Regions from separate parts of the Homo sapiens genome. Here region 1 is linked to region 2. Evidence: chromatin contacts called from ENCODE Hi-C data. All regions are on one chromosome and are shown on one strand. Each heading gives the region's core, a stretch centred on a gene start or an enhancer-like site at or near the end of the contact. The rest is flanking DNA. Distances are from core to core; before and after follow the strand shown. Region 1 holds the start of PREPL (prolyl endopeptidase like). Region 2 holds the start of COX7A2L (cytochrome c oxidase subunit 7A2 like).

Region 1 (4,223 bases), core at 1,175-3,674, 2.0 Mb after region 2:
TTTTTTTTTTTTTTTTTTTCAGACAGAGTCTCCCTGTCACCCAGGCTGGAGTGCTGTGGTGCGATCTCAGCTCACCGCAACCTCTGCCTCCTGGGTTCAAGAGATTCTCTGCCTCAGCCTCCCAAGTAGCTGGGATTACAGGTGGGTGCCATGACGCCTAGCTAACTTTTGTATTTTTAGTAGAGACAGGGTTTTACCATGTTGGCCAGGCTGGTCTCGAACTCCTGACCTCAGGTGATCTGCCTGCCTCGATGTATATACTCTTTTATACTTACTTTTGACTAGAGACAATTGAGACTTGAAAATTAGAAAAATCAAGTTAGAATTACTGAGAAAATTAGTAGCTCTGATATTCTACCCATTCTTTATTTTTAAATTAAAATTAATCTTAATGACCTACAAATAGGTTAACTTAAACAGTCCATACCTTACATGAGAAGCTCCGACTTGGGATGTTTCTTGCTAACTCTGATATCTTGGGTTTATTCTGAAGACACTTGGTTAGGTGATATTTTTTCAATTTTATTCTATTGTAACAATGATCAGCGAAGTTATAGTGATTCAAATGCTGTTTCTGCATGCATTTTCCAAGGTGAGGAATACTATACTTCAAAGCTTGGAGAAATAATTTGGTCTTCTGCTGCATGATATCAAAGTCCCTGGTTTATGCTCCTTTTGGGGCTGCCAGCACACGAATGATTTTATAGGTATGATTACAGAGTAGTGGGTTCTCAGAGTAACTAAGATCAGCAGTTCTCATCCCTCCTTTTCAGGGCCATGCCCCACTTAGGTTATGAATAACTTCAGACAGCTGATAACTTAGGCTAACTAAATCTAAAAACCTGTGTAAGTTAAAGTTTCATTCAAATCATAATTCTTGGCAGATGTGACTTAAATGTCTCATTTGTAAAGTTAATCCTATCAGGCTCAAACTATGCAGCACTGACTCTGGCACACATAGGGGTTAAACTAAAACAAAAAACAAAACAAGAAACAAAATATAAATTTGCAAATAAGTACACAGACTTAATGGGGTATCTCAGGAACTCAGGGCTGTAAAAGGTAAAAAGCCCTTTGGTCTTACATAATTATGAACGTATCTTTGGTATATATGTGGAAGATAAACTGGAAAAGCCTAATTATTTAATAAAGGTGGGGGAGGGAAGATTAATTATTGTTGAGTGTTAACTAACTGCCAGGTGCTTTTATCTTGTTTGTCTAATTTAAATTTTATATGGACTTAATAAAGTAGATATTACCATGCACATTTTACAGGTTGCCAAACTGTGGCTGTGGGAGGTTCTAAGCAACTGTTCCAGGTCACTTGTACAGTAAGCTGTATAGCAAAAAATCCAATTTGGTTCGGTTCCAAATACTGGACATACTCAACTTCGGATTTTTAATGTTAAAAAGGTATTTAGCGCTTTAATTAAAAACAACAAAAAACCCCTGCAAGATGCACAAATAAAATGTAAGGCCATCTCTGGTTTGTCAGGAGGTAGCTTTTATTAACCTTGATTGCTAATAAGTAGTTAAGAGTCAGAGAGACCTGGGTTGAGGTCTTAGCTCCTACACTTAACTGTGTCTCCGGGCCTCAGTTTCTTCATCTGCAAAAATGAAATGACACCATTTACCTTCTAGGGTTGTTGTTGTAAAGACAAAATGAGACAGCTTAACATTAAGACCATACAGTGCCTGGCACATAGTGACCACTCAATAAATGGCAGTTGCTATTATTTACGACAGGAATAATCTAGGTATGTTGCACACCGCTGAATGTCATTATGGAAGTCTTCCACAAAATGCCCCCTGGTATCAAAGGTAGAATGCTGCGTCAAATTTACCATAGATCAGATGCGCTACGACGCCCCCGCCCCCCTTAATCCCTTTCCATGTCGCAGCAAAATAATGGGCGATTGGGGGTAGGGGAGCAACACTAGTTTACTAGCCGACACTAGTAAAAAAAGGGGAAAAAAGACCCGAATAACAAGGACCTGCAAAGGTCCTACATCACCACGTTCCCACAGCCTTTATCCATCCATCTTTCATCCCCAAGAAGACAGTATGCAAGGCTAGGATGGGGGTGGGGTAGATAAATGGGTGTTCTCAGGAGAACCTATTCGTTTACCCCGTGCAACTCTCCACCCCAGGGATGAGGCGATCTGAATGCAACAGGGAGAGGGACCAGGTGACACGCACGCAGTGCCGGGACATTAGTCAAAAAGCGAGGACCTGGGGACTGAGGGGTGGGTGGCTGGGCGGGGGGAGAAAGGGGAGAAGGAAAGAGACCAGCACACCCCCCATACATACGCAAATTGAGAGAATCAGTCCGGCTCTGGACACAAACCAGTGAAGGCAGGCCGGAGAACCTGAAGCTCTCAGAGGGGAGCAGGTGTCACCGCAGGCAAGTCCAGCCGAAGTCTGCGTTCCGCAGCCCACAGAACGACAACTTACCCAGAGCCGCCTAGAGCTGGTTTGCAGCACGCCAATCTACGTAACCTCAATCTAGCACGAGCAACAGGCAGATTTCGCCATCTTTGTTGTGGTCAAGGAGTCTTCTTGGGTTCCTGGGTTCTTTAGTCTCGAAATATATAAGACTTTTCGTTCTTCGCTAGTCTTCTGAGCTCGAGATGAAGCACAGAAGGCTAAAACAATGAGGGACAGCGTTCCAGTAGCCCTGCCACAGCTCTCTCATCCTCTGGTCCGCCCTCACTCAAGATGGCTACCAGCAAGAATGGTGCAATGGCGTGACAGCTCGGCCCTGGTTGCCAAGGAGATGCGAGTACCGGAAATGCGGAATTCGGGGAGAGCGCGCATGCCTGGTCCGGTGGAGGGAGGGTGCCGGGCGTCACAGGTCCTGACAGGGAAGAAGTTGGCAGGTCCTGGCAGGGGACGAGCTGCGGCGGTGGCACCTCCGGGTGTGGAAGGCTCCAGTGAGATGGAGTCGCGAGTCGCGGACGCTGGGACCGGCGAGACCGCGCGAGCAGCGGGCGGGAGTCCGGCAGTTGGCTGCACCACTCGGGGGCCCGTAGTCTCGGCGCCCCTGGGAGCCGCCCGGTGGAAGCTCCTGCGGCAGGTAAGGGAGAACCTGCTCGCCTCACCTTTGCCTCTGGTCACTCCTCTCTCACGTACCGGGGGAGCGACTGTTCGCAGTTCTTTCCTCTTGGCAGCTCTGGGAGACCCTTCTCAGTTTGCCGGGAGCCACCTGCGAAGCTCCCCCTCGCTTCACCTAAGCGTCCCATCCAAGAGGAGGAATCATGTGGGGTTGGGTGGGGAGCGGGACAGCCAAGGCTGAGCTCCTGGGAAACTCAGATCGAAGTAGAAGAACCCCTTCTAGACATTTTTGTGCGTCTGGGGGACTTTTCCCCTTCTCGCCAGTCTCTGGTGCGCCCGCCGCTCCCCACTGCTCTTTTCCTGCTTCTGTTTTGCCTCCTTCCCCAGTTTCTTCTAGCTTAACTCCCAGCCTGGTTCGAGTTACCGATATTCGTCTGCACCCTCTGGCCCCGTCTTTTGCCCAGCGTGGTTGACTATGCCGGGACTGAGACACGGCATGCGTTCCCTCGGCATCTTCCGTACAGCGGAGCGTGCAAGGAGTAGGAAAAGCTGATACCCTCTCTCACTGAGGTCTCAAAGTTAAATGATTATCTTGTAGTTTGTAGTGATCAGCGAGATTCTCCGTGTCCAAGGTGGGCTAGTCAAAGTGTGTTCGTTTTTGAATGATGGTATCTTCTGGTACTTCAAAGTTTCTGCTGTTACTTACAACTCCACTCGTGCAAGCTTGACGGAAGTTCTGATTTATGATCACTCACATTCTTCGCTCACTTCTTGAAGTGAAGTCTGGTTATTGTTTTTGCATAGCAGTGTTATGCCTCTGCCTGAAGTTTTCTGCCGAAAACTTTACTCAGGAGGACATTTTTCCATTTCTGACAGTTGTGTTTGGAAAAGAGTTTCCCAGCTATTGCCACTTTACTTGAGATTGTGCTTTTAGTATTTTGGGGATCACTTTGTTTGCAGTTGCCTTGAGTCACCTTTTCATACAGTGGTCTTTTAGTGCTTTTAGAGTTATGAGTTAAGTAGATCATCAGAGTTAATTAAGATTTATTTGCTGATACATTGACAGTCTTTCCAGACCAGTAATGATCTGGTTTTGCTATTGTTACAAATGGTATTACAGGATAAGAAAATGCATGTCCTCACAGATCATCATAGGAAGTATCTATAAT
Region 2 (4,074 bases), core at 8-2,507:
AAGCGACCCTCGGCCTCGGCCTTCCAAAGTGCTGTGATTTACAGGCGTGAGCCACGGTACCAGACCTGAAATCTTTCTTAAACATCTGCCTCTTGGGCAAGCTGCAGTGTCCCACAGAAAAAGGAAATGAAGCAACAGTAATGGAGTATCCTTTACACCTCATCTGGGCCCCTCACTACTGCAGTCTAACTGCGTATCTCACCGACACTTCCCACACTTCTCTAGAGGATTAGGAGGGAATATACTATCTCAGACAGCTTCTGGTGAACAGTTAACACTTATCCAGAACCAACCACCTGCCCAAACTGCTAGTCACTTGACACACTTCATTTAATGTGTACTAACGCCGCCCTGGATGAAACTGAGCTCACAATAAATTAAATAACTTGGCCAAGGTCACACAATTAAAGCGGAAAACGCCATGATTTGAAAAGGCACGTCTGGGGCTCTAAAATCCCTCATGTTTACCCCCAACACATGCTGGAGAGTCAAACTCCAATTGGTAGAATCTGCGTGAAATGGAATACTTTTCAGACAACCCAAACAACGAGCATCTGTCAAATATTTTACAATCGGGAAAGTGTAACCTCGCTGCATGCAACTTCCCTCCCTGGACGTGTTAAGTAACCTGTTAAATTTCCCAACCCAGATCATAGCCCCCCAACCCCCTGCACCATGGTTTCTCTAAACGCCTTTATAGCCCCGCGCTCTCTAATCTCGAGCTCAAGTGAGGCTGCCTATGGGGCTCTGGCAGATGACAAACGACAAGGAGGCCGAAAGCCAGATGTCTTCGAATTGAGGGAGAAGGCCGGACCTCTGACTCGGGTCACACTGGGGACCCCCACAAACCATCCCTTTTAGACAAGTGACCCCGGGGGTCACCTTGACCCCTGCAGTGAGCCAGACCAAACTTCCACGCCAGGCCAGCCCCCGCCAGGTGAGCAGGTACACAAAAAGAAGCCTCAGTGACCACCGTACGCTGGTGTGGAGAGGCCCCGGGAGGTGCAAGGAGAACAGAGACGAACTCGACCGCGGGCAGAAGCCTCCCCTGGCTCCAACGCCGCGACTGCCTGTCGCCGAGGCTAGGGCCGCCACTTCTCATGTCCGAGCTGGCCAGGCGCCACTCGTACCTGCGGGCTATAGGCCTCCGAAGCCCATGCTCCTGCCAACTTCTGCGTGAAGCCACTAAACTTGTAGTACATGACGCCCAGAGTCCGGCTTCCCGCATCCGCTGCCAACGCGACCGCCCCAGAGAAGGACCCCGCCTCCCCGGCTGTGGTCCCGAGACTCAGCGCAAGGACCCGGTGCTGGGACTAGGGCTGCCCGAAGATCGCCTAACTTAAAACCTGCACACTTAAGCCGCATTGGGGAACCAAAAGCCAGGGTTCTCAGGACCACGAAAGGCAAAACCAGCTCTAAGAGAGCACGCAAAGTCGCTGTGGCGGAGTCTGTAGGAAATATGAAGTTCCCTCTTTCCCCCATTCAGATTTGGGCAGTGCCACGACAACTCAAGAAATGCGCAAGCGCTCCACGGACTAAGCCCGGCGGACTAAGCCCGGCAGTGTCGGAGTCAGGTGGAGCATGCTTTAGGAGGGGCGGGCTCCAGGCGGGGCCTGGGGGGGAGAGGGCGGTGATTGGTGGGCGTGGTCTGGGTAGGGGCGGGGCTACATCGAAGCCGGTTGGGAATTCCACCATCCGAGAGAGTCTGTGCTGCGGAGCCACCGTCTGGTCGTCGGGTTGAAGGCGTCTCTTGCTTTACCGAACTTTAACTGATCGTAGTCTCATTTATTTCCTTCCGACCTAGAGCACCTCTTATCCAGAAGCCACCACCTGCTGTTGCTCAGTCTGCCCAGGAGTATAGACTTGTCGGCCAAGCTTCCCCTGGCAACCTGGGAGTTGAAGCAAATAAGAAAATTTGGAAGCACCTGCTGAAGGCTGTTTAGTACCCAGGGCTGTTGGGAGATTTGCCCCAATAATATAAAAGTAGCCTCCTGGGCTTTGTGCAGAGGAAATACACATGCAGAGTGATCTAAAGCTCAGGTACCAGGATGTAAATGTCACACGGTTTCTCAGAACTGGTTTTTATTCTCACCTGAGTTTTAAGGTCATTGATTATTCATCCTTTTCCTGGCCTCTGCTCTTTGCGATAAATGAGGTAGGGGGAGGGTGATCAGAAACACTTGTAAAATCTGGACCTTGAGCCTGAAAGATCTGGAACTACCACTTTCAGTTCTGGTAGTATTCGCTTCAGTTCAATTTAAATATGTCTGTTAAGCCTGTGCTGTGTGCAAGGTACTGTGTAAAAGGAGTATACTAGTTTCTTACTCTCCAGGGATGGACTCAGGCTTTTCTTAGCTTCATCATCTAACCATAGGTTTACACAAGCATATTCTAGATGCACTTATGAAATCATGTTGCAAATTGATGGATGATACTAACCTATATATAGCATTGCCCTAAACTCATTTAATCTTCACAACAATCCTATAAGGTAAATGCTATTATCATCTCCATTTTAGAATACAGGAAAATGACGCCTGGAGAAGCTAAGTAACTTGCTCAGGTCAGGGATAAGTGGCAGAGCTAGGCATTTGGCTCAAGACTTCCTACTGTTAAGCACTATGTTACAAATAAATAGATATGAAGCCATTCTGAAAAGAGGAGGATCAAGGCTGAGCATTCCAGGGTGAGGGTGTACACCAGCATCCTGGTTGCAGGCTTACGTTCAAGAGCCCCAAGTATTCAGCACCGCCAATATGTTGTAAAGGTTTCAGCGAATTCATGTAAGCCAGCCCAAAGTTGCCACTTTTACAAAGAGACACTGTGATATAATGGAAAGAACATGCAATTTGGGTTTATGTCCATATTTCTCCAAGGATAAGTGGTTTGGGACTAGTGATTTCCTTTTTTTTTTTTTTTTTTTTAAATTCTTTTTGAAACAGGGTCTCACTCTGTCCCAGGCTGGAGTACAGTGGTGTGATCTCGGCTCATTGCAGCCTTGACTTCCCAGGCTGAGGTGATTCTCCTACCTCAGTCTCCCGGGTAGCTGGAACCACAGATGCGCGCCACCACGCCTGGCTAATTTTTTGTATTTTTAGTAGAGATGGGGTTTCACCATGTTTCCCAGGCTAGTCTCAAACTCCTGGGCTCAAGTGATCTGCCAAACTCAAGACTCCCAAAATGCTGGGATTACAGGCATGAGCCACCGTGCCAGGCCCACCCCATGTTTTGATACTGAATAGATTCAGGAAGATTTTTCTACGACAAAAAGTTCGACTACCTCAAAAGAAAATGATCCATTGACATTAGCCTTCTTGAGTCCCAGGCGCTAGCAAATATTGAGTGAAAGAAAAAGCCTTTCATAGAGTTTAGATTGAAAAGAGAAATTAAATGATTTGGGACAGCTACTGTCTCCATCCCACTGACTTCTGGACATATTTTGGAAGAAGAAACGAAAGAATATTCTCTAACTTTTAGCAGCACTAAGGTGTACCAGCTTCTTTTATAAGGTGCCTGTCAACACTGGTTATTTTCTTAAAGTTCCTGCCATCTGATTTTAGATCCTGCAAGACATAAATTAAGAATCCTGAAAATGTTACAACAGCCAGGCTGTTCAGTGGGAGATAAAATGTCAGTAGCAGAGTGTGGGTTGGGATGTCACATGGAATGGCTGATCATGGGAAGATTTTGTCTCATTTCCCAAATAAAACACAGCACACTCTGACAGTACTAAGGCACCCTATTCTCATTCGTATTTGCATATCCCATCCAACATCAAAGACAATCTTTTTTTATCACGATCCCTTCAGGTTGTTCCCCACATTCTATTCTGAAGGGAAGTGACCACGACTCAGAGTAGAGAAGCTTGCCAATCACCAGGTGAACTGAGTGAGTGCAAATGCCAGTCCAGCTCCTGGTGAATCTGAATGCCGCTGCTTCTCCATTTGTGAGGGGTGTGTGCTAATGGCCTCTGGCAGGCCGCTCTGTGAAAGCGCCTGGGGAATGGATGGAAAACCAACATAAAATTTAAATTGGGTAATACTGAGTAGAGATAGGAACCAACTGTGAAATAGT

The links. Hi-C counts contacts between places; a loop is a spot of excess contacts on that map. Pooled maps may share reads with other maps.
Region 1: a loop to region 2 is called in a map of CD4-positive, alpha-beta T cell, with 5 times the contacts of the local background. The contact joins the promoter of PREPL here to the promoter of COX7A2L in region 2. A Hi-C loop is called at or near these places in 3 of 168 maps with a recorded cell type or tissue (CD4-positive, alpha-beta T cell, CD4-positive, alpha-beta memory T cell and naive thymus-derived CD4-positive, alpha-beta T cell) and 12 of 50 pooled maps.

What each region holds. Positions count from the first base shown.
Region 1 is chr2:44,359,070-44,363,292 of GRCh38, forward strand. It overlaps PREPL (prolyl endopeptidase like), which reads right to left and starts at 2,425. Exons shown (of 14, transcript NM_001171613.2): 1 at 2,311-2,425. CAMKMT (calmodulin-lysine N-methyltransferase) reads left to right here and starts at 2,878. Exons shown (of 11, transcript NM_024766.5): 1 at 2,878-3,076. The coding sequence starts at 2,939. RefSeq lists enhancers at 1,797-2,691, 2,068-3,267, 2,504-2,973, 2,692-3,585.
Region 2 is chr2:42,359,960-42,364,033 of GRCh38, forward strand. It overlaps COX7A2L (cytochrome c oxidase subunit 7A2 like), which reads right to left and starts at 1,258. Exons shown (of 3, transcript NM_004718.4): 1 at 1,131-1,258. The coding sequence starts at 1,202. RefSeq lists enhancers at 431-1,175, 949-1,268, 1,176-1,919, 1,289-1,348, 1,909-1,998 and a silencer at 1,549-1,718.